Linked DNA regions of Homo sapiens: regions 2 and 3 are each linked to region 1. The links are chromatin loops, found by intact Hi-C in ENCODE. Cell type or tissue: endothelial cell of umbilical vein. All regions are shown on one strand. Links, peaks and the distances in the headings refer to the core of each region. The heading gives the core; the rest is flanking DNA. Region 1 has its middle 100 kb from the start of GASK1B-AS1. Region 2 overlaps GASK1B (golgi associated kinase 1B). Region 3 overlaps GASK1B (golgi associated kinase 1B).

Evidence for each region. A loop is a pair of places that touch in the nucleus more often than their neighbours do. Peaks named below come from ENCODE experiments on the same cell type or tissue, not always from the same donor. Only the 100,000 strongest peaks of a DNase experiment are listed, where the experiment ranks them.
Region 2: a loop joins it to region 1, with 6 times the contacts of the local background. A loop is called at or near these places in 3 of 110 quality-filtered maps.
Region 3: a loop joins it to region 1, with 3 times the contacts of the local background. A loop is called at or near these places in 6 of 110 quality-filtered maps.

What each region holds. Positions count from the first base shown.
Region 1 is chr4:158,061,335-158,072,572 of GRCh38, forward strand. No RefSeq gene overlaps it. Among named protein-coding and RNA genes, the nearest start is that of GASK1B-AS1, 100 kb to the right of the region's middle. In endothelial cell of umbilical vein, for the core only: no CTCF peak of the experiment used is centred there; DNase peaks (open chromatin) are centred at 4,487 and 6,907; H3K27ac peaks cover 1,481 bases.
Region 2 is chr4:158,156,422-158,167,659 of GRCh38, forward strand. All of the region lies in intron 2 of GASK1B (golgi associated kinase 1B), which reads right to left. Among named protein-coding and RNA genes, the nearest start is that of GASK1B-AS1, 8.7 kb to the right of the region's middle. In endothelial cell of umbilical vein, for the core only: no CTCF peak of the experiment used is centred there; DNase peaks (open chromatin) are centred at 2,850, 5,390, 6,400, 7,750 and 2 weaker places; H3K4me3 peaks cover 2,387 bases; H3K27ac peaks cover 6,556 bases.
Region 3 is chr4:158,115,371-158,126,608 of GRCh38, forward strand. It overlaps GASK1B (golgi associated kinase 1B), which reads right to left. Exons shown (of 5, transcript NM_001128424.2): 5 at 9,104-11,238. Among named protein-coding and RNA genes, the nearest start is that of GASK1B-AS1, 50 kb to the right of the region's middle. In endothelial cell of umbilical vein, for the core only: no CTCF peak of the experiment used is centred there; no DNase peak of the experiment used is centred there.

The sequences.
Region 1 (11,238 bases), core at 1,232-9,231:
TATTAATATGTTCATTACAGCATTATTTTGATCATGAAACCTGGAAGCATCCTATGTGTATATTTCTGGGAAATAAATTTAGAAAAATTAATAGACATGCTTTTTAACTACTTAATAGATAAACTACTGAAATAAACACATTATTTAAAACTAATAGACATGTATCATGGAGCAATTCAGAAGCAGGGACCATGAAGTGTGGACTAGAGCAATAACATAATGCTATTAATATAATTTTAAAGACACACTCACAAAACAATATTTTACAGTTTACAACAACACATACATATCCCAGAAAAAATATGACACATGTTAAAGTGATACTTATGGTGGAGGAAGAGTGAGGAAAAAATGGATTTAGGGATCAAGGATGAAGGAAAAGGCAAATAAAATACAGCAATAAAGGTGACTCAGCCCAATAGGATAGTGTGACATGACCTGCGTAATACAGCCTCTGTATTTGACCCCCCCAACACACACTCATACACACCACTCACACAAACACACAGATGCACAAAAAGTTGAAAACAATTATGGTATATTCATACAATAAAATATTGTGAGGTATTAAAAATAATGAAGTGCTGGATAGATAAGAATCTCAAATGTATATTATTAAGGTAAAATATCAAAGCCCTGAACTGTGTGAAGAACATGGTACTATTTGCATTATTAAATAGAACATATGAGAAAATGCTTGCATAGCACAGTCTGACTCTGAGAGGACAGAGAAGAAAATGGTAACAGTGATTACTTCCAGGAAAGATAACTAGATATCTGTCAGACAGCAGTGGGAGGCAAGATTAACATTGTACTGCATATTGTTTCTTTTAAATTTTGTGCTTTGCTTGCCCAACCAATCAAACACATAAATAAAATGTGTTGTTAAAGAAAACTTACACCAATAAAATAATTGTCTACTTGAAATCAGCAATGAGTTTATTCTAGGCTAAGTTACTGGCAGGACTAAAAAATATAAATACTTAAAAAGTATAGAAAATGCCCATGCTTTATTTCAAATTTATTGTGTGTTCAAATACAGCCCATCTTTATCTATGCCTGCAACTCTACGTTTTATAGTATTTACTATATTACAATTCTTCAAAGAAAACTTCGCCTATCATGAGTCACAATTTCATTTAGAATTCAAAATAATTAGTAGGATAGTAATCATTCATTTTAAGATATACACCAGCATTTTCAATTTTAAATAGCCAAGGATCTCTAGATGCTAAGGGGCTCAAACAATTCCCCATGTCAATACCAAATGCATTGAGGTGCAGATGTGCAGGGAAGCTTACCAATGTGAGAACCAATTCCAATTACTGTCTCTCCCTGAAGTACTTTCATGCAGATATTCACTTTAATCTCAAAAGCCATTCACTTAAATTGTCCCTGATATGTCATTACTCATTGCTCTCTGTAACACTCTCAGATTTCCATCAACTTGCACTCAAAAAGCTCCAAGTCATTAAATTGGAGAAAATTTCTTTCTTAAGTCTCTCTATTCAACTCACTTCACTGGTAGGGGCCATTTCTATCTTGGGACTAGCTTACAAAAACTTCATGTTAGTCAGTATTTCTAGAGCAGAATCTATAATTAGTGGAGCCATCAAAGATTGCCTTTACTCAGGATTTGGACGTTGACTTATTTTGATCATACCATCATCAAAATAAGTGATTACCCTATTTTACTCTTAAAGAAGTGTACAAGAATAAGAAAAGAAAAATTGAGATCAATCCTAAAGGAGATTTATACTTTCCTAGATTTGGTTATCAGATTATTAAAATGATTAGAAAGATAAACTAAAATTTAGCTTAAAAAATAAAGTTTTTTAACCCTTAGTATGTTAACAAAGATATCAGCATATTTCTTTGCTTAATAATTGAAATGGCAATTGCTAACACAGATAATACCTAGATTATAATGAGATTGTTATGCTATTTACAAAATTTGGAGAGAAGCTCAATACCATTAACTTTGGTAATATTTTCAAAAGGAAATATGTTTAAGAAGATAAGTTGGAAACCCAATGTTATTTCTAATTTTCACATAATAAAAGCAATAAAAATTAAAACAAAACAGACAACCTGGAATAAATCATATTGCATTTTCTTCCACATAGACAGAAAATGACGTGAGCTATTGTATTGTTTGATTTGTAACTGTGTAATCAATTTCTTTTTTTTCTCTTTTTTTTTGAGACAGTCTCACTCTGTCATCCAGGCTGGAGTGCGGTGGTGCGATCTCGGCTCACTGCAACCTCCACCTCCTGGGTTCAAGCGATTCTCCTGCCTCAGCCTCCTGAGTAGCTGGGACTACAGGTGCATGCCACCACACCCAGCTAATTTTTTTATTTTTAGTAGATATGGGGTTTCACCATGTTGGCCAGGCTGGTCTCGAACTCCTGACCTCAGGTGATCTGCCCGCCTGGGCCTCCCAAAGTGTTGGGATTACAGGCGTGAGCCACTGCACCTGGCCTGTGTAATCAATTTCAAATATCAGCAAGTTTTCTCTGTAAAGGGCCAGATATTAAATATTTCAGGTTTTGTAGGCCACTTGGTCTTTGTCACGACCGCTCAACTCTGCCACTGCAGTGCTGAAGGAGCCACAGACAACCGGTAGATGAATAGACATGGTTGGATTCCAGTGAAATTTTATTTGGAAAAACAGGAGGCAGGCTACATTGGCCTACTGGTATATGGTAGTTTGCCTACTCTAATCTACTTGATAGGTTTATCTACTTGATTAATCTATTGACAGATCTTGTGAGGAGTGTTAGGCTCAGACACCAATACCCCAAAATCTGGTGCTTTGACATCGTAACTAAAGAAGCTTCAGGGTCTCTCTGATGACCCCCACCTCCAGTCTCTCTCCCAAAGCACAGGGAGAAGTTGTTCTCTGAAATTCCGTGATCTGCCTAAAGTCTGGACCTACCAAAGGCGAAAACAGTTACCTCTGGTCCCTTCCCTGAGTTTGTATTAACTGAACTTATTGGAGGAAAAAAACCGGAAATCTGTCAATAAATCTGGACAGACTTTTGTCACAAACCATTGTCTGCTCTGAAAGCCCAACAGACTATCCTTGGCCACTGTATGTTGTTCAAGTCCATTGAATTCCCCTAAAAATAATTTACTAACCCCCTAAAATAATCCATACATCCGCATCTCCATGTCCCTTAACTAGAAGGGTATATAACCATCTGTACCCCCATTGTGTGGTGGCTAATTACTCTATGACCCTCCTTTGTGCATGCTAATAAGTTGTATGCCATTTCTCTTATTAATTTACCTTTTTTGAGTTGATATTTTCCAGTCACCTTTCAGAGGGTGAAGGGGAAGTTTTTCCCTTGGCCCCTACAAGAGCAAAATTATTTCAAAACTCCAAATCTTATCAGCAGTGTGCCATCTGTGACTGAGATGCCCTTGATTCATGGGAGCAAAAGCACCCATCTGATATTCTGACATTGTTTGTTTTATATTTTATTCTTATGCATTAATCTTCCTCTCCTTTCCGATATACATCAGTTATAAGTGGTGGGTGAATAAATTTATTTTTTCATTTAACAATTTATTTTCTGATCTATTGTGAAGATTTCATAAAGAACACCATATGGTTAGAGCAAATATTCTACAGAATTTCAGTTCTGTTATTAAAATATTATATCATGAAGAGTAAATGTATGATAAAAATAACTGAAGGGATATAATCAAGGTTCCCATGTCACAGTTAAGATGTTTTGTCTTGCTACATATAAAGCTTCTGTTTCTCCTGTGAGTCCAGAAAATAATAAACCCTTCTTAGATGAGCAGAAAGATAATGGAGAGACATTGTGGTGAAATAATGGTTACATTAGTATAAGAATGAAAATAAATACTATAATCATAATGAACTATGCTGGTGCATCACAGCTTGTCATCAACAGAGTCTAAATCGGACTATAAGGTGAGAGAAAAATGGCAAAGAGGTGTTGAAGGCAAGAGATCTGAACTGGTGCCAGGATGGCCAGATGGGCACAGGCCTTCCTGGGTCTCAGGTTCTACCAATTCCACTCCTCCTACTGGCCAAAGGGAAGATACCAGGGCTCTCATAGGAATGTGCTTTATCTTCATCAATGTGCCTGAAAAGGGAGATTATCATCACTATTTCTAATTCAATATCTTCTTCCTTCTGCCACATCCGGTGCTGTGATTCTTCTTAGGTATTCACGGCCAGCCATTGTAGGTATTGATCAGACATGAACACTGCAATCATGTTACTAAAAATTGGCTGTAGAGAAGAAAGGGGTATCAAAATTGGGGTACTGAGGATTCTTATAAAAGCTGTCCTCTCTGCCAGGGAGCAAGTTTCCCTCCTCTCTTCTGAACATAGTTTCCCATTGTCCATGCATGTCTGTTTGCTAGAAACAAGAGAAAACATTTCCTCTCTCCTGGCATAACAGGAAACTATATGTAGGAAAAAATAAAATCTATTGTCCATGGAAAAAATGTTAACAACAACAAAGGTTTGACGTCTCCCCAGAAAACCATTTTGTGTGTGTGTGTGTGTGTGTGTGTGTTTCTCCAGGAACAGGGGTGGGAACTGGATATTGAACTATATTCATACCCACATATTATATCCTCAGATGTCATTCAGAACTTACAGGGAGAACATTTTTTTAAAAAAACACCCAATATTCAGAGTTCTTTACAGACACCACATGCATTATTACAAAATACATTTGGTATATCGTTACTTTCATAAAGACTAGATTTTTAAGTAGTTCTGTGCAACCGTGTAGAATATATAACCAAGACCACTATGCATCAGCCTCATCTACTGGTTTAACCCTGAAGGAGCATCTTCCTTTGTTCACTGCAGTCTTAGCTGTGCAGGTCCAAAGAGGAGAAGATGGTTCTGCGTGAAAATAATGCAAACGAAACTATCAAGCAAACTATTTCCTCAGCATCCAGTCTGTACAGCACCCTGTTTTTTCTCTGTATTGCTTTATGTTATTACATTGTGCCCTAAACCTTTCTACATAGATATGACACCAATACCTGAAACTCAATAGATTTACAACCAAACCATTAATATTTCTCCCTAATATATACCTTCCGTTTCCTAGTTCAGATAATGATAGCAATGTCTTTCTAGCATCTTCACTTTCTTCCTCTTCTTCATTCTCCAAATTCAGATGATGGTCATCTTTTTCCACTTTCTACTCCTCCTACTATGACCCTAATTCAGACTTTCAGCATCTCTTACCTGAAAAACTACCATAACTTCATAACTGTCTCCTGTTTTATTGCCTCTTTCATACACTGCCACAGTCTGCTTTCTAAATCTCAGATTTGATCATATTAATTCCTGGTTTGGAAGCTCTCACAGATTCCTTATTGCTTAAAACACCATTTCCTTGGAAAGTTAGGTTTGGTTTGTGCTAAGAGGTTTGAAACAGTTGGGAAAGAAGGAAGGCCAGAACATATAGGAAAGTACAAAAATATTTCAAAATGTACAAAAATATTTTTACATCATTTGGCTTTGCAGGGTTTTTTAATGGACTTATTGTACAAAACAATACTATTTAGGGAAATAAGACAATATATCTATCTGCTTATGTTTTCAAAAACAATCAAGAAAGAATAAATCAGAAACTAATATGATTAGTTATGTGCAAGGAATAAAATGGAGATGAGATCAAAGTGCGAGCTTTCCTTAATTTGCTAACTGTATGGTGGTTATGTAAGAGAATATCCTTGTTCTTAGGAAATATATACTAAACTATTAATAGGTAAAGGAACATGGTATACGTGATCTACTCTCAAATGGTTTCGATGAAAATAATAACTGTATATATATGTGTGAATGACTGAGACAGAATAAAATAAAGCCAATTTGGCATGGCGTCAAAAACTGGTCAATCAAGGGTAAAAAACCATTTTATTTTCCTTTGCAGAACATCTATCACTTGCTGCTGAGGACAAACTAGAAGCCTTTATCCTCAATTCTAATTTCTAATCTCTATTTCTATTTTTTGTTTGTTTGTTTGTTTTTGTTTTTTGAGAGGGAGTTTCACTCTTGTTGCCCAGGCTGGAGTGCAAAGGCACGATCTCAGCTCACTGCAACCTCTGCCTTCCGGGTTCAAGCGATTCTCCTGTCTCATTGTCCTGAGTAGCTGGGATTACAGGCGCCCGCCACTACGCCCGGCTAATTTTTGGTATTTTTTTTCTTTAGTAGAGACAGGGTTTCATCATGTTGGCCAGGCTGTTCTTGAGCTCCTGACCTCAGGTGATCCGCCTGCCTCAGCCTCCCAAAGTGCTGGGATTACAGGTGTGAGCCACCGTACCCGGCCTCTAATCTCTATTTCTAATCACTGATGAACTTGAACCCCTGTGAGTTTGGTAGTAATTCTGGAACAAGAAAGATTGGCAGTGCTTGAGTAAAGTTCTTTATCTTTTGACCACAGGTTTGTGGCATTTGTCTAGCAAGTGGTTATTTTTTGCATATTTTCTTTTTGGTGGATATGTTGCAGATAGTTAATTGTTACTGTAAGCTGTTTTCAGATTTATAGTCTGGTTTCTCATGTATGAAATGAATGTTTCTGAGTTTAAATTTCCTCATCTGCAGAATAAAAGCAGTTGAGTAATCACTAGATTACATCTCTAAGGTCCTTTCTTCCAAAAAAAAATCCCTTCCATATTTTACTTTCTCAATCTTCTTTTTAATGCAGAGGAAATTTAGTTTTCTCATCCACAGCATATCTATATCATGAGGGGAAAAATGTTATTTGTTCATGACTGAGGTGAAGTAAGCTCTGTTGTTATACTTGTTCCTTTCTATATAATTTTAATTTCTTAATTGAGCCTAGAATTGAAAGAAGCATATTATAACTAGGACTCTAAAAATAGTAACTCATGCCTAAGATTGCTTGCATTCTTACAAGTAAAAGAAAATTGTTGAAATAATTGACTGGTTGCCAGTCAAATGCTTTTAATTTTTTATAATTTCTCAGCACTGGCCGGCATGGTCATTGTTACACAGGTTTGCTGAAGTGAAAATATGGCATTTGCTAAGAAAAAAAAAAGAATTCAGTATCAGGAGTGATGTACAGAATAGATAATTTATACAATCTTTCCAATGGTAATCAGCATTTGTTTTGTAAATTGTTGAGTAAATAATATAAAAGAATGAATAATTCAGAAACTAATACAATTAGTTATACACAAGGAATAAAATGGAGATTAGATCAAAGTGTGAGCTTTGTATTTCCTTGTCCTTTTCTTTTCCTGGGAGAACCTGAAAAGGACTGAACACAAACGCAGCTGAGAAGTGCCCATGGGACAAGAATGTGATGGACACTCGGTCTTATTGGGATTCACAGGATCTTAGGGTTTAGATGACAGAAGCTTACAGAACACATCCCAATAACTGCAGGTCTCCCAGGAAAATCAACAGATCAGCGTTTTATTTCCCTTTTCACCAGTTACTCTTACAGGTCCTGAGATCCTGTGCCATATCTAGAGAGGTTACCTCAGAAAAAAATTAAGACATTTTATATTTAATTCATTTATTCAATACCCATGTATTAGTACTTATTATACTTAATACTATATACTTAAGTGTTTGTGGTTCTATGAATCATCAGACAGATTTATCTTCTCAGGAAACTTAATGATTATAAGAAACATTTTACACATTAATCATGATTTGTTTAAATAAAAAGAAGATAATCTGTAGTAATTAAAATTTTGAAATATAGTATTTTTAGAGTGAAAAGGATATGTATAAATGAGAAAATGCCAAGAACATTTTTTTATTATACTTTAAGTTCTGGGACACATATGCAGAATGTGCCAATTTGTTACACAGGTGTACACGTGCCATGGTGGTTTGCTGCACCCATCAACCTGTCATCTACATTAGGTATTTCTCCTATTGCTATCCCTCCCCTAGCCCCCAACCCCTCGACAGGCCCCGGTGTGTGATATTCCCCTCTCTGTGTCCATGTGAAGAACACAATTTTTTTAACAAATAATTTGTATTGTTCTTGGAGACTTTTGATGAATAGTCTCAAAAAATATATTGACAATCCTGCTTTCTTCTAAACCATGTTCTTAGCATTTTCACATATATTGTAATTTACCTTGTCAATCTACAAAAGCTTCCATGTTAAAAACTGAAGATGTATTTCCAAGGAACTGTGGGATCAGTATCTTAGAATACTGTTCTTTCACAGAAAATATTTTTATTTTCTGTAATGACATCCAGCCAACTTCAAGTTTTTAGGATTCAGAACTGTAGCTGGTGTTGACAACATTGTTAATCTTCCTACACGAATATTCAAGGGAAAATTACTAAGGTAAACTATGAAAAATTTAGCATCATTTAAAAAAATTACTTTTACTCAAGTAACATTGTCACTGTCTAAATGCCAAAGTCTTCTTTGTAAAAGTCCTATAATTTGTTAACCACTAAGCAGTTTTTGCTTTCTAAAATATTCTGTACATGTCTTTGAAAGAGAAGATAGCATTATTTTTAAAGTATTGCTTAATGAAATCATGTTTTGCTATAATAACTTATTTTGGATTCAAGTATAAGTTATAATTGATAGTATTACATAAAACCAGTGTTATATATTAGAACAAACTCTACATCAAAAGTGGAAATCATTTTTTTGTGTCAGTTAAAACTCATCAATTTTTAAAAATTGTTTTAGGGAGACTACCCTCATTCATCTAAAAAAGTCTATAACTCAATAATAAAATGAAAAATTACCCAATTTAAAAAATAGATAAAAAGTCTGAGTAGATCTTCCTCCAAAGGAGATACATCAATTGCCAATAAACACATGGAGATGTTCACCTAATTCGCTATCCGGGAAATACAAATCAAAACCACAGTGAGACCACTCACTTGTCCCCATTTGGATGATTATAATCAAAAAGACACACCATGACAAGGATTTCCAAGGATGTGAAGACACTGGGAAACTCATACATTGTTGGTAGGAATGTCAAATGGTGCAGCCACTTTGGAAAACAGTTTAGAAGCTTCTCAGAAGGTTAAACACTGAGTTACCATATGACCCATCAATTACACTGTTAGGTATATACCCATGAGAAATGAAAACATATCCACACAAAAACTTGTATAGGAATTTTCATAGGAGAATTATTCACATTAGCCAAAAAAGTAGTAATAACTTAAATGTCTATTGTTGAATGGGTAGATAAAATGTGGTATATACACACAATGGAACACTATTCACCGGTAAAAAGAAAAGAAATATTGATCCATGCTAAAATACGGGTAACCATGAAAACACTATGCTGCGTGAAAGACACCAGCCACAGAAGACTATATAGTGTATGATTCTAGCCACGTAAAAGTTCTAAAACAGGCAATTTGTACAGATAAAAAGTAAATTAAAGATTTCCTAGGTCTGTAGCTGAGAGCAGGGGATGATAGTGAGCAACCACTAATGGGTACTGCACATGGTTTTATTTGGGGGTGACAAAAAAGTTCTAAAATTGGTTGATTGCAGTGATGGTTACACAAGTCTATGACTCTACTAAAAGCTATTGAGTTGTGCACTTTAAATGGGTGAATTACATGGTGTGTGAAATTATATCTCAGTACAACTTAAAAAATATCTAAATTAGAGAACATTCAGAAAATACAATTCTGTTATTTTAGTACATGTATTATCTTGATAAAATTGGAAAAGTACTGTTAAATAATAACCATCGAAGTTGCTTTAAATGTGTAAGATTCACTTATAATCAATATACTCATTGAATAAAAATTATTCTATTGAAATCTAAAAATTATGTAATTTTATCCTTAAAAAAATTAAGCATTTTCTAAGACAGCAAAGTATTAATTTGTTACCTACACTCTTTTCCCAAAATCATTAAATAATTATTAATTTAATGAAGCCATATTTAACACAAAATTTCATTGAGTTTGTAGTCTATATTACTGGAGATCTATGGGAAAAAAATTTCTAAATTCCTATTTAAATATTAAATTATTCATGTGCTTATTCTCTAAAGTTAATTTTACAGCATTGCAATTAGAATACTATTACCAAAAACATTAGGAAGCCACCATATTCTTGGATAAAATTCTAAATACATATCCTAGTCATTACAGATATTAAAAACCTTTTAAGAAAAATAAGCAATGTGATGCAGCCATAAACACATAATAAGGTCATGTCCTTTGCAGTAATATGGATGGAGCTGGAGAGCATTACTCTAAGCAAATTAGTGCAGGAACACAAAAACAAATACTACATGTTCTCACTTATAAATGGGAGCTAAACATGGAGTACACATGGACATGAAGAAAGGAACAATAGATACTGGTACTATTGAGGGTGGAGATGGGGAGGAGAGTAAGGATTGAAAAACTATCTAGTACTATGCTGGTTACCTGGGTAACAAAATTATCTATACACTAAATCCCTGTGACATGAAATTGACCTGTGTATCAAACCTGCATATGTACTCCTTGAACCTAAAAGTCAGAAAAAAATATAAATAACTAGTGTGAATTAAATAAGTTAATATTTTAAAATACTTGATTTAAATACTTTGGTTATGCTTTATGAATAATAATGTTATGCCAACTTAGCTTCATCTAAATTTTACTATAAAAAGGAACGAAAAATTAATTTCATGCCAAGAAATTATTAGAAAAAGAGGAGCATCTTGGCCACATATGATGTTGAAAGGATCTTTGTCTATTTGAAATTCTGGACTGAATAAATGTCAGATCAGGAATGGTCACTTCGGAGACAGGCCGTGACAGCTGTTCAATGCTGTCACATAACTGCATAAGAGGAAGCAGAGGAATTTGCAAAGAGTTAGTGAGATAGATAAAGCAAAAATTGAAAGCACATCAGTAACCAAACGAAAGAAACAAAAACTAAAAGAACAAAACTGGACACTGAATTTTAAGGGGAAAAAAATTATACAGTTTTCACACACACAAAAAAAAAATGGGGCTAGATGCAGTAGTGTGGGTCTGTAATCCCAGCTACTTGGGAGGCTGAGGCAGGAGGATTGCTTGAGTCCAGCCCCAGCAACATAGTGAAACCCTGTCTCTAAAAAAAAAAAAAAAAGGAAGGTAAAAAACTATAAACAAACAAAACCCTTTTGAAAAAAAATGGGTCATGAAGAGATTTATTTCATTCAAAGTTTGCTTCCTCAAAGACTACAAATCATTCGCAAACACTTAACTCATGGATA
Region 2 (11,238 bases), core at 1,710-9,709, 96 kb after region 1:
TAAGGGATCATTTATTCACACATAACCTCAACAAAGTGCATTTAAGCAAATGTCAGTTTTTCAACTGCATGTTCATAGATGATCTTTTTTAACCTGTCACTCAATTTGTTTTGTCTCACTCTTGGAAGTTTAGAAATGTAATTTCTTTAATTGCTAAACTTTACAAAGAATTATGAGCCCCAGTGAAATAATCATAAACAAGGAAGACCATGATCCAGACACATTAAACAACACTTTAAGCTTAAAACCAATAACATCATTCCCAAGCCCCCATTTCTGCCCAATAAAGTCACAAAGAGATGGTGTGGAGCAACTTTGCTTATAACTCAAAAATCAGAATGATGTGCCTGATAAAAACAACTAAATTACAAAGATCCAATAAAGCCCACTTAACTCATTCTTAACACGTCTGAACAACAGAGGCCTCTGAAATTACAACCAGAATGTTCAGACTTGTCACAGGAATTTTTAAAACCTCTCTTAAATAGCCTTACATGTTCTCAATATATAACTTTATGGCCTATTAGAAACTTACATGTTCTCAATATATAACTTTATGGCCTATTAGAAACTTTTATTTTGCCACCTTACTGTCTTGCCATCTTGTAGAATTCTTATCTCCGGTCTTTAACACAGGAAACAGTCCCCCTCTCAAACCACTCCTGAGTTTGGTGTTATACTAACCTTAATAGTTTGAATAGCATTCACTTAAATCATTCTAATCACTTGCATTCTAGTTCTGTTCAAAGAAAAATCTTTCTCCCTTTAGCCTTGCAATGTAGGCCAGGGCATGTGGAAAGTCTATTGGATTATGGAAAATATGCCACAATCATTGATACAAAACTAAGAGAAGAGTAGAGAAAGAAATGTGAGCCATAACAAAAAAGCTTCATTTGTAGCACTCTCTCTCTCCTTCCAATGTCTTTTTACCTTAGTAAATGATTTGGGGTTCCTGGGGCCTAATTATCTTCTTAGATATCAGATAATTTTAAATGTGTATATCCCAAGTACCATGCCAATTTATTTTAAAAGAATAAATTCCAGGTAAAAGCAATCCATCATGCTGTGGAAGACAGCACTGGGCCAGTATAACCAAATACAAATAGAAAACACACACACAGCCTCCAAACGTGTGTACTTCAGGCGTCTAAAAACAAACACCAAGAAGCTCTTTCTATTAGTGTCTTTGAACCAAAGTTATATGCACACAAACAGCACTTTGCATGCTCAGGGCTAGAAAGTAATCAAAGGGAGTTGAAACCTAACAGTGAACTTCAACACAAATCAACACGCGGGTCAGAAGGACAGCAGTTTCCTCAGCAATTCATATAAGGCCTTTGGAGAAATATGGAAATTGATCTACATAAACAATTGAAACCTGCTGGGCTGTTTTTCTTCCCTTTAGAAACATTTGTTTCTAATTGTAAAACTAATTAAAGGTAAATCCACTCATTTCATGAAATATAGAAAAACATAAAAATGTATAGCTAAGAAAATAAAAATCACCTATAACCTCATCTCCCAGTAATTGGTTGTTATTTGTATATTTACTTCCAGTTATTTTTCTATCCCTTTCTTTCTCATCTGAATAGGTAAACTGCTTCTAGAATTTTTTTTAAGGAGTATAACTTATGGTTAGAGCTCAGACTCTGGAATCCAACAAAATCTGGTCACATTATGTCTTCATTTTGTAACGTTAGAGAAGTTATGTAACCTTTTTAAACCTTGTTTTTCTCACCTGTAAAATGAAGCAACAACATACATTCAAAACTGACCTTATCAGGAAGAAATGAGATCGTGCCTCTAAAATTCACAGCATGGTGCCTAACATAAACACATGCCCCAGAAAGGTTTTGCTCTGATGATTATTACATATATACATCACATAATCACATAATTCATCAGGCTTCAACTGACCTTTACCATTTCTTGAGCATTTACTGTGCACTAAGCACTGTTCTAGAACCTGCAGCTACATATATAAACAGATAAATGTCAAGTTTTTTGCTTTCATGGAGCTTACATTTCTACCAGGAGAAAGAGGCAAAAATTATGCAAAGAAAAAAAGCTATTTGGGATCATCTTGTATGTAGAGTTTGTCATAATTATTTCACTAAATATTATACTATAAATATTTTGTTTAATTATTTTTAAATAGTACCACTTTAATTGTAATGCAATAATCTAGCCCAGTGATCAGCAAATTTTATAAAAGGCAGAGAGTAAATATTTTAGGTTTTGAGGGCCTAAAATATCACAACTATTCAACTATGCAACCGTTCAACTCCAGTGTAGCCCAAAAGCAGTCATGGACAATATATAAACAAGTGGTTGTAACTATTCCATTAACATTTTATTGTGTATGGTGAAACTTAAATTTCATATGAGTCTCAAGGGTTATAGCAATATCACTAATCTTTTGATTTTTGTCAATCATTTAAAATTATAGAGACTATTTTTAGTTCACAAAATAAAAATGGGCAGTGGGCCATTTTTGGCCTACAGGCTATACATTAACCCCTAATTTAGTTTATGGGTATGCTGTATGTCAGTCACCATTTCTCTATTTTAGATCACCAAATTTTTGGAATGATACATTTTCTATACTAATCATTAAAAAGGTGTCCTCAAACTGCCAAATAAAGTGTTCAGCTGATAAGTATAATTGGTTTTCAATTAATAGCCTATGTTTTTCTCCCAATTCATCCATTTCCCCTCAGCAAAATATTTTGAATGCCAACTATCGCATAAAGACATTCTTTCCTGCCCTGCTAGAAATCAGTGCACCTCAGGAAAGGGGATTTCCAGAGAACAAGAAGAAAGCATGGTGAGCAGTAAGACAGACTGAGTCACAGATGGCTGTGGTTCCTTTCCACATACAGGCCTTCTTGCTACATATACGTGTGTGTGGCCCTTGCAGGTAATAATAGCAGTCAGCATAACTCCAGATCTCAGAGCAATGAGTACTACTGTTGAGGAGAATTCCACCTCTTTTAATATAAGGCTTTTGAAAGAATTAAATGAACCTGGATGGATTTGAAGAGATGACAGAAAAATTGCCTCTGAAAACAGGAAACTGGTTAAAGCAACTTACCCTGAAGTGTTTCAGAGATGAGAAGCATTCATCTCTCCACATTCAGGTTTGTCAAAATGATGCAGTACTGGACTCTCTAGAGAAATCTCAACAAGTGAAGAGATAAAATTCTGTCACAGTGGTGAGAAAGCGGGTTTTAAAAGATATGTGGGTGTTCATGTGAATTAAAGGTTATATAGCTGTCCTAAAAAATGAGACTTGCCAGGAAAGCTTCTTTTTTTCTGAAATCTGAATATTTCCGCTGAATTTGGTGCTCTCCCAAGTCGTTTTTTATTCAAAAGCACAAAGAAGACATTCTTCTGAGAAGATGAACATGAAAATTCACTTAGAATGAGTGCTTTACACAATCTTCTTTGTCTAGATTTATTAAATGCCCTTCACTTTGAGCACTGGCTGAGCGGTTTTGTGGAATTATAGGTGAATGCTAAGCATGTTGGGTGGAGCTATGAATGTCTGTGAGCATTTGTCACTGAGCAAAAATAAGAAGAAAAGTCTTGAGCTCTGAAATCAAAAGTTCTTTCTCTTGCACGGGCCATGTTCCAAGACTCCTTGTGAACAAGATAAAAAGCAAGTGACAGTCCAGCTCCAGTCCTTCATTAAAAACAACTCTATAATACCCATTGAAGAAAACAAAAGCCAGTCAAACTTGAGTGGCATCTTTGTTATAGGAAACAAATTCTGTTGGGCCCCATCACAACTGTCAACAACGCATTGAAGGAAAACTTTAATGCGAAAAGAAATAAACCTCCATAAGGTTTTCATGATTTTTAAAAACAGTAGGTGGGGAGGTAGGAGTCTGTAGATTACATAGGCATAGATTTTATATGGCCAAACAAGTCCTGAATCTAGGGACTTGTCCTGGAGCAAATTAAAACCACAATAAGATATGACTTCACCCCTGTTAGAAGGGCTATGATCAAAAAGACAAAAAGATTACAAGTGTTGGTGAGGGTTTGGAGAAAAGGGAACCCTTAGCACTGCTGGTTGGAATATGCATTAATACAGCCATGATGGGAAACAGTATGAAAGTTTCTCAGGAAACTAAAAATAGAATTACCATACTATCCAGTAATCCTAATTCTGGGTATCTATCCAAAGGAATTGAAATCAGTATGCCGAAGAGATGTCTGCACTCCCATGTTCACTGCAGCACTACTTATAATAGCTAAGATATGGAAGCAACCTAGGTGTCCATCATCAGAAAATGGATAAGAAAAATGTGTTTTGTTACGTAAACATAATGGAGTACTATTATTCACCCTTTAAAAAGGGAGAAATCCTGTCATTTGTGACAACATGGATGAAACTGGATGACACTATTTTAAGCAAAATAATACAGGCACAGAAAGACAAATACTGCATGACCTCTCTTATATGTGGAATCTAAAAAAGTTGAGCTCAAAAGTAGAGAGTAGAATGGTGGCTACCAGAGGCTGGGAGAGGGGGTTAGATGGGAAAAGTGTTGATCAACAGGTACAAAGTTTCGGTTAGACAGGAGGGATAAGCTTTAGTGATCTATTGCACAGAATGGTGACTATAATAATAATATAACGTATATATCAAAATTACTAAAAGAATATATTTACAATGTTTCACCCAAAAAAAATCATCCTATGATTTGAAGAAGCCTAAAAAATAAATTAGTTAAAATTTAAATTTAAAAAAATAAGTAAGGTGATGGATTTTTAAATTAGCCTAATTTAATAATTCCACATTGTAAACATATATCAAATAATCACATTGTGCCCATAAACATATACAAATATTATTTTTCAACTTAAAATTAAATTAAATAATAAAAAAGAAACAGGTCTCTGCGTGATTCCAAATATGTTTCATATATTTATTTATCTAACTGTTTTTCACTTCATAGTTTGTTTTCTCTAGGCCTAACTGAGTTAAAATAATCTCCATACTTCCTCAGGAGTTAGCTAAGTGTGAAGTCAAGGAAGCAGGAAAGGAGAATGTCTTGTGACTTCATTCATCACCAACTACCTAAACAACTTAAATCGCCAGTTCTCCTCTGAAAACAAGGCATTCTTCTTTGTTCTGACAAATGGGCAGGAACTTCTGCTTTCTAGGTCTGCCCTGAACTTCTGCTGTATAAATGGAAACTCCAAGACTCTTCCTGTCTCAATATTCCACTTTAAAAAACAGGAATCAAATTTGACTTCAGAGGGTGGTGATGATGTGGTCACTGTGCCAGACTCTACAATCACATTTTGCAGATGAAATCTTGGTCACATCAGGGTGACTCAGTCCTGGGCGATTTAGCCTTTGTTAATCCAGTTAAAGGAGCCACGAATTCCTGACCTCAGTGATCTTCTTACTTCTTACAGTGCAAAGCCCATGACATCACTCCCTTTCTTCAAACCCTTCAGCGACTCCCTATTTTCTGCAAGATAAAGTCCAGGCTCCTTGCAGGACATAAAACACACTCACTCTCCACTTACCACAGCTTAACTCACATCGTGCCCCTAAACCCTAATCTGTTGTTTTTCCGAACTATTTGCAATTTCCTGAACACACTCTGCTTTCACACGTTTTTCATAGTCTATTCTCTCTATACTTTCTGCACCCATCCCATCTCTCACACCACCCACAGTGACTTTTAAGAACCAGTTCTGGCATTACTTCTTCCAAAAGTATTTATAATTTCCCACTCAACCCCCTACATACACATTCTAGGTTAAATTCTCCCTCTCTGTGCCTACAGGGCCTCCTAAAAATATCTCCATTGAGGTTTTTATCACACATTTTTTGTAAGGTAGGTTTGCTTCACTGTCTCCTGTCTTCCAAGCTGAGAGCTCTGAAGAACAGAGACTACTTCTTAGTCCTCTGGATCTCCAACTTTTGATGCAGTGTCTAGAACAAAGCAAGCACTCAAAAATTCTGAGTGCATTTTTTCAGAATCCCCCAATGTTCATGGATAGCTCTTAGAGTCTAAGGAATGGTCCATGGACCCAGAATAAAAATTTGCCTGGCATGACATCCTAGTAAGGTGTAATTTCACTGTCTTCACTCAATACGAATTGGGAAGGATTAGAGAAACACTTGAGACATAGAGACAGGGATGTGCAGAGGTTTTGATGCCCTCATTCTGTCCAGCTTGTGCTCAACTATCCACTCCCATGTATCTCTTATATACTGGGACGATGAAAATAGGGGTGGTGGAAACACTACTGCCTCTCTCCTTCTGACCCCAGATCACTATCATGAAAAGGGGAACAGTTAGGCATCATGGCTACATTCAGGGATCAGGCGACAAGGCAATGGGAAAAGTGGTTGCAATCTGGATGGATGATTAACTGGGAAAGCCCCATGCTACAGTCATTGGACGCTCACACATGATGTGAAGGGATAGCGGGAGGCAGTAAGGCACAGCTTTGAGGAATGAGGCTGAGTCCTCTTGACCCATGTCTGTATCCCAGCCCTACTGCACGCTACCTGTAGGCTTTCAGGGAACATATATTATTCTTTCATCCTCAGTTTCCCCTCAGGAAATGTGTACAAGATTATCTGATGTAGGGGACTGTTGTGACATTTAATAAGATAATGGATGCAAACTGCCTAGCACTCCACAAATAAGAGATCTCGTTATTATCCACTATAAGCTCCAAGGTCCTTCTTTAAATGAAAATTTTAGGTGCCCATTTATTCTACTCAAGTAAACATCAATCTGGATAAACCAACTAAGAAAATCTAAAGAAGCATATCATAAAGAGCTACATCAGCTTAGAAATGGTATGAAAAAGGTAGCACTCAAGAGTGTTAGCTGGGCACAGTGGCTCACGCCTGTAATCCCAGCACTTTGGGAAACCAAGGCAGGTGGATCACGAGGTCAGGAGTTTGAGACCAGCCTAGCCAACATGGTGAAACCCTGTCTCTACTAAAAATGCAAAGATTAGCCGGGCGTGGTGACAGGCACCTGTAATCCCAGTTACTCAGGAGGCTGAGGCAAGAGAATTGCTCGAACCCAGGAGGCAGAGGTTGCAGTGAGCTGAGATCACAGCACTGCACTCCAGCCTGGACGACAGAGCAAGACTCTGTCTCAGAAAAAAAAAAAAAAAGAGTGTTAGTATGCGTTAAGCAATGTTATATTTTATACATATTAACTCATTTCATTCTCATGACAACTCTAAGGTAAGTAATGTTATCATCATTGTTTTTATTGTCATTATCCCTATTATGCTAATAAAATATAAAGCACAAAAATATTAAGTAACTTATCCCAGGTCACCTAGCTAGCAAGTGGCAGAATCAGAATTCACCTGCAAGGAGTCTACATTGCCCGTCCACACCCCCAAACACAAAGCTATTTAAATTACAAACTGTACCACTTTTCCCTAGTATCCGGGGCAGTGCCTCACACATAAAAATGCTACTGAATTGAATTGATTACAAACACATTGGAACTGTAACAATTCTTTTTTAACTTAGGTAAAAAGAGCTATCTAGCACTCCTGCACCTGTGTGGTCCTTACATCAACTCAGAGACAGCAGCAGATTCACTCCCACTGAAGAGCCCACCTCCTTGAGCTTGGGAAGGTTCTTAGTGAATCCTCACATCGGTGACTGGAAGATTTCCTCCAGAACACTGAACTCACACATGGCCCTCTAGTGTCAGTGCCACGAGAGCAGAGATTCCTGACCGTTTTGTTCACTGATGCAGCCCCAGTGACTAGAATAGTGGCTAGCACATAGTAGATGCTCAATAAATACATGTTAAAGGAAGAAAAGATAAATGTGATCCTATAGAAGACGATAGATTGCATGGAGTTAAGGCACATGCATCTTTTATGCTGTGGGTACTGTGGTAACCATTAATCACCCCTTTTATCCCAGCAGAGTGTGGGACCAAGGACAAATTACAGAAGCACAGCAGAGAAGGTTGCCCGGTTCCCCGTTTGCCTATGAAGTTATGTAGTGAGCAAATAAGAGGACACTGGAGCACAGCGCTGCTTAGAGCCGAGGCTCAGTAAACTTTTGTTCACTGATGAATGAATGTATTAAGCTGACCAGCTCAATTTGATTCATAAAGAAATAGCCTTAGGGCTTTTCTGAGGAAGAACACAACATACTTTCAATCCAACTTTTTAAAAAATAAAACATGATTACACACTCCTAAATAAATATTTTCAGAAAGTTTGCCTATATGTCAAAGATTTCTAGGATTTGGAAGCCAGTATGTTCGCAAGTTGTGAGGACATCTGTGTTATTCTCAACACTCCCTGCAAAACGACTGTGTCCTTACCTGAAAGCCTGAAACAATATAAAATGCAAAGCTGACATCCCCCTGCCTCGGCAACTGCACTTTCACCCAGAACTCACAGTGCTGCTCACATAGGCTTGAAAAGAGAGTGAAAAACATACCATATATTTCTCCTACTTTATAATACGAAGAGGCAATACAAGTTGGAAAACAGTGAGCAACTTGGGATCTACAATGAATTTAAATGGAAGTGTGTGGGGTGCCTGCAGTTTGTCAACTAAGCAGCATTGACATACAGAATTCTTGGAACTAGGCTACCTTAATTCAGTCTGACAGCTTTGTGGCAATAAAACAGCATCCTAAAAATAAAGCATACATAATACATCTTCCATGCTGGGCATGAAAAATAGTACAATGCTTAAATGCTACCAAAATGGTGTCCCTCGAGATTCATTCACACTACTGTGCAGACTACAGGGGAAGCTCTGGCAAAGCTGCTAAATCAAAGATCACAGAACGGTGCTTGGTTTTCTCTTTTTTTATTTTCTTGATTTTTACATGGACATAGTCTGCTTTGTCTAATGCTAGATAAATACTTTAGGATATTTTCACTTTTTAAATTATCGAAATGTATCAGGACCACACAGTATCTGGTGACTTTTATAATAATTTGAGACTCTTGCAAGGACAATTTGGCAGAAAACAAATATGTTCATCACATTGATACACATGTGATTGTTTATGGTAAACAAGAAAATCTGGTAAGCACTGGCACCTTGGTTTGCATTAAAAAAACTTGTAGCAGTGTTCATAATGATACATCAATACTGCACTTGAGTAAAAATATTGTCAATGTTAGATTATTGAATAGAAAAAAGAAATTAAATAGAAATGTTGGCATAGTGGTAAAATCAGAAACCATCATGCTAAAATTTGCACATTTTTGACATTATCCCATAATTGTAGTAAGTTATATTTGTGAGGTAGTGTGGGTTAACAGAAGCAACGTGAGGAAACTTCAGTGTCAGAGACAGAATTGGGCACAAATTCCAATTTCATTGCTCTCTAGGTAGGTGACGTAGGGCACATTTTATAAGCTCACTGAGCCTCAGGATTCCCCTATTTAAAATAAGAGTAATATCTGCTATGTAAAATTGTTAGGTATGTATAATAGACAACACACATCAAATACAGTGTGTATACTATGTGATACATCACACTAGATTCTTTGTCACAATTGAAAAATACTTCATTATTGCACACAAACATTTTAAGGCCCTTTGATGCTATATTTTAATTCATTTTAAGACTTCCTACACAGAAACATACAGGACGAAAATCTGCTCCAGTGGTAACTGCTGGATCTTATATTGTGGCACACTGCTGGCTCTGCCTAATTAATTACTATCTTGCCCTTCCTCAAGTGCACCCTTCTCATTTTCTAGGATATCTTGGAGCATAACCTGTCAGAAAATAGTCTGTTATAAAGTACAATACCAGTAAGTCCACTAATTTCACACATCTTTTTGTATTTAAGAAGAATCATCTAGAACTCATCAAGTCACACAATCAAGATCTTGTCCCAGATTAAACTGAGCTAGCTGATTGGATCACCCACACCAGTCCTGCCAATTTAGAAAAAACCTAAAGATGAGCTTTATAATTGGAACTCTTTGTCATTTGATTAAATCAACAGAGAGCTTTATCTGAAAGGCTGGGGCAGGCAGATCATTCAAATCACAGCATTTGATTCCTTCTTACACCTCCCTTTTCACATCACATATCCATTTCATAATTACTTTGGGCCTCAACTTCCATATTTGTTAAATGTTTGTAAGAGTCCCCAGGCATAATGACATCTGGGTGCAGCTGGTAGAATTTGTATGAGGATTTAATGAAATAATGCAAGCACAGTACTTAGAATGGTACCTGGTATATATATCTAGGAAAACTCAATAACTCTTAGCCATGGTTAAGGTTTTTTTGTCTCCTTGAGGAAAAAAAGGAGGTTCCCATGGCTATATCTGTGCATCAGTGTATAAGTCATCTGTTTCATTATATTTATATATTTAGTTATTTATAACTAAACTTTCTAGTAGGCTGTGGTGATAGAGAAAGACGATGTACCTTAGGGCCCCCTAAAGGATTTGTTGAGGGACGCAGATTTATGAAAAGAGAAAAGACTGGAAGTTAGAAGACAAAAATTTTTGCTGGACAACTAACTCATCACATGACCTTGAGCAGTCTTCTTGCCTTTCTTTCATCTCTAAAATGAGGTTTAAAAAGTCTACTGCATAGGATTCTCAGAAAAATTAACTAAGACAACTTAAATATCTAAATTCAACTTGCAACACAGACTAACCACTTTCTTGGTGCCAGATATAAATTTATTTTTATAAACATTAATCAAAAGTCAGAACAGAAACAACATTTAGGGTAGATTACTTACAGGCTTTGCTGGCTTCTCACTCTCTCAAATATTAAAAGATCTACTCCCAGACCAAGCCAGGTCATCAGAGAAATATATACCTAAATTAAATCCTATTGTTCCTCCTGCAGAAAACTCATTATCGAATTACACTAGAGTGTGATGCCAACACACCACACTGATAGTTCTCACAAGAATAAGCCCTGTAAACCTTTCATTTGCATTGTAAGGAGGCTACCAAAAACATTTTTTATTACCTCCACAATGAATTCCTTATGAGATCCTCCAGGAGAAAGCCCAGCCTGGACTTAAGACTAAAAATGTTATTACACGTCCTAAGTATTAGAAGCTGGTGGCTTCCAGTATAGTTTTACTGTTTAGAGTCCAAGGAACAAGCAATGAACGCATTCCTTCATTCATTCAAAATATTTATTGAGCATCTACTATGGGCCAGACTCTCTGCTAAGATCCAGAAATGCAATTCTAAAGAAAACAGGAAGTATC
Region 3 (11,238 bases), core at 1,899-9,898, 55 kb after region 1:
GAACGTATTCCTCAAAGAATATATGAAGGAAAAATAAATCCAAAAAAAAAAGAAAAAAAATCAAGAAAGAATTCAATGAGCCTTAAAATTGGAAAGCAAATCACCTAAAAGTTAGAGGGAAAAAAAACAGAGTTGCCTCAGAAATCTTATCACAATGTTCAATGTCAGATGACAGTGCTAGAATATGTCTACAGACTTTCAAGGGAAAAAATAAGAACTCCAGATTTTATATCAGCCAGATCATTGTTTACATACATAAACATAACAGAGTGAGATTCACAAATGAACAAAGCTCAGTGAAGATGGAACTTATGAGTAGGTATGTAAAAATTGCTTGATAATGAAGCCAGTCAAAAATGAAATGAATGAAATAAAATAAAAACATCAGGAAGGAAGAAGTTGTAATTGATGGTGGGCATGAAATCCATTCAAATATAGAACTAATGCACCTGTGACAGAGTAGGAAACAGAAGGTAAATATTAAGGATAGTAACAATGTAAGAATGATGGTAAATTTTTTAAAAGTTAATTTGTGAATGGAGGAAGTAGGGGAAAAATCTAAGAGCACAAACTTTTTAATCTGTCATAGGAAGAATAATGATATACTTTCTAAAATTGATGAATAAACAAAGAAATTTCTTTAGAAATAAATTATAGATTTTCTGTTCATTGTAAGTATCAGAAGAATGATCCATTTAGATTAAGCATTAGCTAAAAGGTGAATTATAAAAGGATACTCAGTCATTTCACAGAAACCAAGAACTAGGAGGAAACTTTAAAGCAACTAACAAAGAAATCAAAAGCCACAAGATTCCTTTCACATCAGATCTTCCTTGGGTATCTGTTTCCATATTTCTTCTCTCTTTCTCTACCTACAATTAAGTTTCTCCAGCTCACATAGAAGAAATCATGGCTAAAATCACTGGAAGATTATACATTATTACTTTAGTCTTTGGTCCTGGTTTCTTTTCCTCATTTTCAGTTCTAATATTCTAAGGGACTTATAGGTTATAATGTTAAGTGAAATAAGCCAGGCACAGAAAGACAATATCACATGTTCTCACCATATGCAGGACTTAAAAGTTATTTCATGGAGGTAGAGAGTAGAATAATGATTACCAGAGCACTGGGAAGTATATGGCGGGGGTGGGGAATGGGAGGGATGAAGAGAGGTTGGCTAATGAGTACAAACATACAGTTAGATAGAAGGTGTAAGTTCTAATGTTTGATAGCAGGGTAAGGTGACTATATTTATCAATACACTTTTAATTTATTACATATTTCAAAATAGCTAGAGAGAAGATTTAAAATGTTTCCAACACAAAGGAATGATAAATGTTTCCAGCCATGCATATCTTAATAACTCTGATTTGATCATTACACATTGTGTGTATATATCAAAATATCATACATACCTCATAAATATGCACAATTATTATGTATCAATTTTTAAAAAGAAAAAATTTCACCATTATAATAAAATAAAATTCTGAGGGAAGTATTCAGATTGGCCCACTTAGGTCAGGTGTTCAATTTTGAACCAATGAATTATGACATGAAACAGAGCTGAAAAAGAAGATTGTGATTTGCCCAGCTTAAGTCATATGTACATCACAGGACCTATTCACTATGGCCTGGAATCCAGGGCAGACGTGAGATTAGGGTGGACTGGGGTGGAAGGTTCCCAAAAGTAAAAGGTTATTGGAAAAACAATAATAAGTTTAAGTTGTGCTGTCTCAGATATAATGAGAGGTGCCACGTGTAGCTTTCACCATACACTGCAGTTAACATTATTCACCAGATATTTCTAGTGTCTTTCCTTTTCCGGCTACTTTTGTCCAGTGAGTTGTGTGTGGAAGTGAAAGGCCCTTCAGAACTTTGTCCCGCTCAGGCACAGAGATGGAAGCATTCAGGCTGTTCCATCAGCCCGGGTTTCTGGGAAAAGGGAGCTTTGAGAAAGCCACGTGAAGCTCAGGAGGAAGAAATATCTTGGGCTCTGAAATAAATTGTTTAGGTGAAGAAGAAATGTTTGAGGTCATGGATATCTTAATAACCCTGATTTATTCATTACAAATACATTACATTGTATGTATGTATCAAAATATCACATGTACATCAATATGGAAAAGTATTATGCATCAATAAAAAGAAAAAAGGCTACCATTTTAATAAAATAGAATAAAATTCTACAAAGAGTAAAACTCTCCTGCCAATCTGTGATGGACATGTGCTATGAGAAATCTCCCTTTGTGTTTTAAGCCACTGAGATTTAATGGCATTTTGTTACCATAGCTTTACTTAACCTACCCTGACTGACACTGTGACTGCACTGCTCCATGGTGGCTGACTATATCATGGCTAAAACAATTCCACTCTAGTGCATTTTGCTATTCTTTCTCCTCTATTGCTGGTAGGGAAAAACCTACTTTCCATTTCTTTGTTCCTCTTTCAGAGGAGGCTCCCACAAGGTTCCTGAGGGGAATCAGCTTCTTTACAGTCCAGGTTATCTTCTTAAAGAATACAGATACTGAGTCCTGGGACACAGGATGGAAAACACAGATTTGCAAGCACTCTTATCTGCAACAACAACCCATTTTAAAATTTTCACCCTGATACTTAATTTATTATATGCTCCCAGATTTATTCTTCACCTCTACATTTTATTTCAGAGCTCAAGATGCTTCTTCCTTCTGACTCTCATGTGGCTTTGCTCAAGCATCCTTTGTTCCAAACCATCAGACCTCCTAGGGCTATTACCAATGTCATACAATGTGGCCATAAATTACAATACAAGGAATTTGACAGAGAAAATCTTCATAAATGAAATGTGAGAAAACCAAAAAATGGTGAAAGTGTTACCCTTTATAAAGGACTATCAATGGGCTAAAGCAGTGGTTCTCAACTGGGAAATGATTGTGCCTCCCAGAGACATTGTGCAATGTCTAGAGAATTCTTTGCTGTCACACCTATAGGGGCTGCTACTGGCATCTAATGGGTAGAGTCCAGGGATGCTACTGAACATCTTGCAATCCACAGGTCAGCTACCCGTGACAAAGAATTATCTGACTCAAAAGGTCCCCAGTTCTGGGATTTAGAAAACCCAGGCTAGCCAGAACTTCCAACACTATGTTGAATAGGAGTGGTGAGAGAGGGCATCCCTGTCTTGTACCAGTTTTCAAAGGGAATGCTTCCAGTTTTTGCCCATTCAGTATGATATTGGCTGTGGGTTTGTCACAGATAGCTCTTATTATTTTGAGATACGTCCCATCAATACCTAATTTATTGAGAGTTTTTAGCATGAAGGGTTGTTGAATTTTGTCAAAGGCCTTTTCTGCATCTATGGAGATAATCATGTGGTTTTTGTCATTGATTCTGTTTATATGCTGGATTACGTTGATTGATTTGCATATGTTGAACCAGGCTTGCATCCCAGGGATTAAGCCCACTTGATCATGGTGGATAAGTTTTTTGATGTGCTGCTGGATTTGGTTTGCCAGTATTTTATTGAGGATTTTTGCATCGATGTTCATCAGGGATATTGGTCTAAAATTCTCTTTTATGTGTGTGTGTGTCTCTGCCAGGCTTTGGTATCAGGATGATGCTGACCTCATAAAATGAGTTAGGGAGGATTCCCTCTTTTTCTATTGATTGAAATAGTATCAGAAGGAATGGTACCAGCTCCTCTTTGTACCTCTGGTAGAATTCGGCTGTGAATCCATCTGGTCCTGGACTTTTTTTGGTTGGTAAGCTATTAATTATTGCCTCAATTTCAGAGCCTGTTATTGGTCTATTCAGAGATTCAACTTCTTCCTGGTTTAGTCTTGGGGGGGTGTATGTGTCGAGGAATTTATCCATTTCTTCTAGATTTTCTAGTTTATTTGCGTAGAGGTGTTTATAGTATTCTCTGATGGTAGTTTGTATTTCTGTGGGATCGGTGGTGATATCCCCTTTATCATTTTTATTGCATCTATTTGATTCTTCTCTCTTTTCTTCTTTATTAGTCTTGCTAGCGGTCTATCAATTTATGCAGCCAAAAGACACATGAAAAAATGCTCATCATCACTGGCCATCAGAGAAACGCAAATCAAAACCACAATGAGATACCATCTCACAGCAGTTAGAATGGCGATCATTAAAAAGTCAGGAAACAACAGGTGCTGGAGAGGATGTGGAGAAATAGGAACATTTTTACACTGTTGGTGGTACTGTAAACTAGTTCAACCCTTGTGGAAGTCAGTATGGCGATTCCTCAGGGATCTAGAAGTAGAAATACCATTTGACCCAGCCATCCCATTACTGGGTATATACTGAAAGGATTATAAATCATGCTGCTATAAAGACACATGCACACGTATGTTTATTGCAGCACTATTCACAATAGCAAAGACTTGGAACCAAGTCAAATGTCCAACAATGATAGACTGGATTAAGAAAATGTGGCAATATATACCATGGAATACTATGCAGCCATAAAAAATGATGAGTTCACGTCCTTTGTAGGGACATGGATGAAGCTGGAAACCATCATTCTCAGCAAACTATCGCAAGGTCAAAAAACCAAACACCACATGTTCTCACTCATAGGTGGGAATTGAACAATGAGAACACATGGACACAGGAAGGGGAACATCACACACTGGGGCCTGTTGTGGGGCAGGGGGAGTGGGGAGGGATGGCATTTGGAGATATACCTAATGCTAAATGACGAGTTACTGGGTGCAGCACAACAACATGGCGCATGTATACATATGTAACTAACCTGCACGTTGTGCACATGTACCCTAAAACTTAAAGTATAATAAAATAAATAAAAAGAAAACCCAGGCTAAAGTCAGGTTTTAATTAGAAATTTGTCCTTAATTAGGAATTTGCTTCTCTGGATGCTGCCACATCCCTCCTCTCTAAACATAACATATTCTTTCTGTCTGAGATAAAACTTTTGGTATCACAAGCAACAAAGGAATACTAACAGCAATACTCAATAAGAACAGCAAATAGCATTGCCATAATAGCCACCAAAACTCCTGGGAAAGTCATAACTGTCATTTGTTACCTGATTAAAAGAGAAGAAAATTGACTCCCTCCTAGGAGGAGCTACAGATTATTTGCTCATTCTCTTTCAAAAGAACTGAATCTTGCAAGTTTAATAATAATGTATTCTCAGAAAGTTAGAGGGAATATCTGGATCATAGTTGTTTCTTTTTTCTTTTCTTTCCTTTTTATTATACTTTAAGTTGTGGGATACATGTGCAGAACGTGCAGGTTTGTTATACACGTGCCATGGGTTTGCTGCACCCATCAACCCGTCATCTACATTAGGTATTTCTCCTAATGCTATCCCTCCCCTAGCCCCAACCCCTCCACAGGCCCTGGTGTGTGATGTTCCCCTCCCTGTGTCCATGTGTTCTCATTGTTCAACTCCCACTTATGAGTGAGAACATGTGGTGTTTGGTTTTCTGTTCTTGTGTTAGTTTGCTGAGAATGATGGGGTTTTTTAATACTCTTGAGAGCCTGAAATGAGTGTACAGAACAAAATATCTTGTTCTTCTAAACAGAAGCAGAGCCAATAACATAGGGTACTTTATAAACCAAATAGCGTCTGGTGTCCTGAAGCTAAAGAAACTGTCGGCACTTCTTGCAGAATCGCAGCTGTTTCAGTCTTATTCAGTGACTTGTCCCACTCTCTGCAGTCCAGTTTGCCTTTCGAAATATAGCACAGCTGGCTATTCTGCAGCAATGATTAAAGCCACTGACAAGAGTTTTTTTTTTATTTGTTAGCTCTTTGTCTCAAAAGCTTTAGAAATCTTGACAAGTACTCTTACAAAATACAGATAACTTTCTTAAAAGAAGACACAGATTTCTTAATATACACATGACTGTGCATATTTTTATCAACAAACTAAATACACTTTGGAGTCATGAGGATAAAATGGTACCTTTCTAAGATGAAAAAAAATGTTGAACAAATTTAACCACATGCAATGCCGTTTTAAGAAAGGAATCCTGTGACTTCATTGGCTTACCATGTGCATTTTTAGGTTGCAAAACAGTCTGCCAGCAACCCTTCTTAGTCAGACCTTTCTTACAGCAAAGCCCTATCCCGGAGGACTACAGAGCTTAAAAATCGGTGAAGATGTCATATTTTGACATAAGACAGCTGTGTGTAAATTGGAAGTGGGGCAAAAGATGACAGGAGCATAGACACTTCAAACTCCTCTAACAGGCCAAAATAACAGTAAGAAATGGTTACAGTTCTTTGCATAAATGTCAAGGAAATAATTCCTTTAGGAAAAATTCATTCATTTGTTTAGGAAATTGTTTAATAAAAAGCAGGAGCATTATGGTGATGCCCAGAAAACCACTGGCAGTAAATCATTCAACATTGACTATATTTCTCCCATACTCCAAAACACAATTTTTTTATTATACTTTAAGTTCTGGGATACATGTGCAGAACGTGCAGGTTTGTTACATAGGTATACACGTGCCATGGTGGTTTGCTGCACCCATCAACCCGTCATCTACATTAGGTATTTCTCCTAATGCTATCCCTCCCCTAGCTCCAGACCACCCCCCAACAGACCACCCCCCAACAGACCCCGGTGTGTGATGTTCCCCTCCCTGTGTCCATGTGTTCTCATTGTTCAACTCCCACTTATGAGTGAGAACATGCAGTGTTTGGTTTTTTGTTTCTGTGCAAAACACAATTTTAAAAGGGACTATCTGAGATCTTTTGTATTTCACAGCAAATAAAACAGGTAACTGGTAATTTTTAATAAATTAAAGGTTGAAGTGAAAATAAACTCGAAGGTTTGTTTCTGTAGTTGATTAAGTAAATGGTAGTGAATTTGGAATTGATGGTATGGGCTGAAAATGTTTAAGAATTGGTAAAGTAAACTGTCTCTCAACTTTCATTGGTTGAATAAAGTATCTCATTAAATATTCTTTACCAAAACCTAAGTTTTCACCTTTGCATAAAAACAAGGCTTTTAAAATATATTAGGTGAAGATCTTCTGAATGCAAATAATATAATTTCCCATCTTCTTAAATACACTGGAAAGCAAGCTTTCTTAAGCTGGGAGACCACAGACCTGGGAGGGAAGAGCTCCATAAATGGGTATCTGCAGATCTGAGAGCCCCATGAAACTATATACAGAACTGTATGGACAGCTGAACTTTTAATCAGCTTCTCAAAGAGATCCAGATCTCATAAAAGGCTAAATACCACTGGTACAACACAGAACATAAATTAATGCATTTCTGATAAATCAGTATATTCATTAGGTTGCAAAACAGTGTTAATCTATTATTGTAACACGACACTGGAACATGATGATGTCTGCAGAACATATTGAGGTGATTAGATCATTTAGCCACAATGTGACTCTGAACTATCATTTCAAGCAGCAATCATTGACAATAAACTATAGATAGGCAAACTCTTACTGTGAGTACCAAATCCCCTCTCTAGTCTAATAAGAGTTCATTTCTGGACACTTCTCAAAAGAATTGTTTTCCTACGTTTTTGCTACTGAAGATATAACTTAAAGCCCAATTACAGGTCTTGATTGATGGTTAACATGTTAAAAATTTACTTATTAATTCATGTATCTGCATTGTTTAACAGAGCATAACACATAGTAAATTCTCGATCAACTGTGCAATGTAATCATCAAAAGTTTCATAATATAAGTAGCTTTCTTGTTTATTCTGCTCTCCAAATGTTCATAAAACAGTGCCCTAAAATTATTACTACATATGAATATGCCTGTAAAACCTTCAAGGTTTATAAAGTTGAGATTTCTTATTTTATCTTGGTAGATAATAAATCTCTGAGAATATCTTGGCTTTCCAACTTTCTAAGTCAATTTCAACATTGAAGATTCTAGGTCAACAGTTTGTATAGACTGGGGCAAGTCACTTTGCCTCACTAAGCCTCAGTTTCTCCATCGGGAGGATGAAGTTGTTGGACAAGATGCTGACTTCATGGTCCCATTTTATTATAAAATTGTGTTAGCCAAGTGCTGTGGCTCATGCCTGTAATTCCAGCACTTTGGGAGGCCAAGGCAGGCAGATCACCTGAGGTCAGGAGTACCAGACCAGCCTGGCCAACATGGTGAAACCCCATCTCTGCTAAAAATACAAAAACTAGCAGGGTATGGTGGCAGGCGCCTATAATCCCAGCTACTCAGGAGGCTGAGGCAGGAAAATCCCTTGAACCCAGAAGGCAGAGGCTGCAATGAGCTGAGATCTTGCCATGCACTCCAGCCTGGGTGACAGAGCAAGACTTCGTCTCAAAAAAAAAAAAAATTGTATAAGTTGTATTTTGAAAGTTTATTAAAGTAAAATTTTCCAAAATGTAAAATCATGACTCTCAAGGAAATAAAATTATATGGCTCTGTGGTCAAATGTTTATTAAAGCAAAATTTTCAAAAGATAAAAAACTGATTCGTATGAAAATGTTAAATGAATATAAAGATTTTATTCAAATAATCAATTAATGATGGAACCGGTGAGATGGTAAAAACCATTTAAAAGAGTATTTCAAAAGCTAAATGTTTATAGGCAATATTAGGATAAGATTGTTGGACTAGATTTAAAACTGGTTAATGCCCAATTATTAAGGTTATCTCTTCCACCAGAAGGAAATTATTTGTATCTCTATGGAACAAAAGTCTACAAGTCTCTCCCCTCCTGCATTGTTAAGTAGCCTATGTAATAGAAAATTAATCCCAGCATTGCACTGAAAAAACACACAAAACTCTCTTCTGGCTATTTCCACGTTTCATATAATTTTTCTGACAAGTCAATTCTTTCTTTTTTTCTTCCTTTTCAACATTTATTTTAGATTCAGGGGGTAAATGTGCTGGGTTCTTGCCTGGGCATACTGCGTGATGCTGAGGTTTGGGATATGAATGATCCTATCACCTAGGTGCTGAGCATAATACCCAAGAGTTAGTTTTTCAACACTTGTCCCCCTCTAGTAGTCCCAAGTGTCAATTTTTATCATCTTTATCTGACAAGTCAATTCTAGTTATCTTTCATGCATGAAAGTTCTTGATTATTGTTTATGATACTTAATTTTTTAAAAAAGGTCTTTATCATCTTTATTTGACCCATGTTCAATTTCCATATAATTTTCAGATGAATGCTCTAAATGTGTGCTTGTTCTGTGCTGACATAAACATAAGAATTTCATAAGACAGTGTGTAAATAAATCTACTTCTAGGTATTTTATTCGTTATGTATAAGGTAAAGTATATTTAATGGCACAGTAGAATAAACAGGCTATGATTACAAGTCCAAAGATTACAAATATAATGATGATATCAAATATATGCACACACAAACACAATCCAACAAAATTCTTGACTCTCTTTCTTTTTTCACCGCTAAAGGTAGCAAACATTCCTCTGTACCTAGCTCTGAAAACACATCTACAAAAGCAAATGAACTCATCTGCAAAATAAAAAGCACATATCTTTAATTTCTAATGTTTTATTATAGATTTTTAAGATACATATTTATTTTTATATTATTAGCTTAAAGAAAGTAAGTCACACAAGAATAAGCTTTTGCATGTCTGCTAAGGTAAATTATTATATTATAAGTTTGTTATGAAGTTATAAATAAAACACATATTGTGCTTATGTGAATAAAACCACAGCATAATCGGAGTGCATTTGAAATGCACAGAGTATTCTCATTGTTTCAATAAGACAAAAGAAGAACATTACCTATTAGAATTAAAAGCCTGGCCTTCGGCTATCCATTAGTCAAAAATAATTCATCATGAATTACTCATTGATTACAAAACAAAATTGTTAAAAAGCAAAGGTGACTAAAATAAACATGTTCCTGGGACTTTCATTTAATAAGCATTTTGGAATAACTGGAGGCAAATAAACAAAGTTAAACCCTCACGTGGGAAGACCAGGCTGCCCAACAGCATTGTAGCTTGAGACTCAAAGTTAAAGCCAGCTTCTAAAAAGCCTGTTAGTCCTACCATCAATATGATAAATTTGGATAAAGATGGTAAAAAAAAAAAAATGTTTTAAGCAGTAAAAATGCAAATATGCCACCTTGGTAAGACAGGATGTCAGGCAACTTGCCAAAAGAGTTATTTCAAGTCAGTGGCTCAAAGTAGGATTCCAGTCTCCAAACTTTTGTTAGGCTAATTTTCATTAAGAGGATGATTTATAAGAGAAGAAAAGGATCTTAAAAATCCCAGAGACAGTGAGTAAAAGTGGAGACTCAAAAGAGCCAAGGAGTACTATAAATCTGTAGAAGCAGAGGGAGACACTCGGGTCAATAGAGGGAAAATTGAAGAGGAAGATAATCCAAAGCTCAACTGTCCAGGGGGCGAGCACAGCCCATAAGGGTGCTAAAAGTAGTACATGAATGTGAGCCTAGAAAAGCTACAATTAGATTTTCAAATGATCTCTCTCTCCTTGGTCCATCTTCTCTTATACTTAAAACATTATTTTGACATTTTGTTCTACAATTGTATCAATTAGATCTATAGATTTTTTTTTTCAAATCTAGCCTCTATTGTAACGTTGTTAGTAGTTCTCTTTCACACAGATATTGAGTTAACCTTGACCAGAACAAAGAAAATGTGGTGTATTTCAGCAATAACAGACGTAACCGTGAAAAGACAGGAGAGAATGTATTATAAACATTCTCAAATTGTATTTTTAAACTTTCAGGAAATGAAAAGTCACAAATAGAACTTTTAAATAAGGAGTAGGATGTGTAAGGGCAGGAAGGTAATGGTAATCTATTCTGAATTTGAAACTCCATGTGAATATCTACCATATGTGATGATCTTGGATATTGGCAAAGGACATAAAGATGCAACACATGAACCTGATTTGTCCATGTCTTCCAATCTGATTTAAAAAGTGTTAGAAGGAGTTTGGAGATGATTATTTGAGGCTTAATATTGTCCAAATTTACTGTTTTAGTTCTAGTCATGAGGAAAATTGATCAGACGCAGGTTTTAACTTATTTTGCTCATATTACTCATGTTGAAATAAGCCAGATAATATATTGAAACACACTCAATATTTGAACCAATTCTCAATATCTGGGCAGTAACCATTAAATCAAATTAAATATAAGTACATAGAACAAATTTTAAGGAATTCACTATTATTAATAAAATATACATAAATTATATTACATTGTTGGTAAAAGTAACAAAATTTTTAAAGAGACATCCATTTTAAAATGAT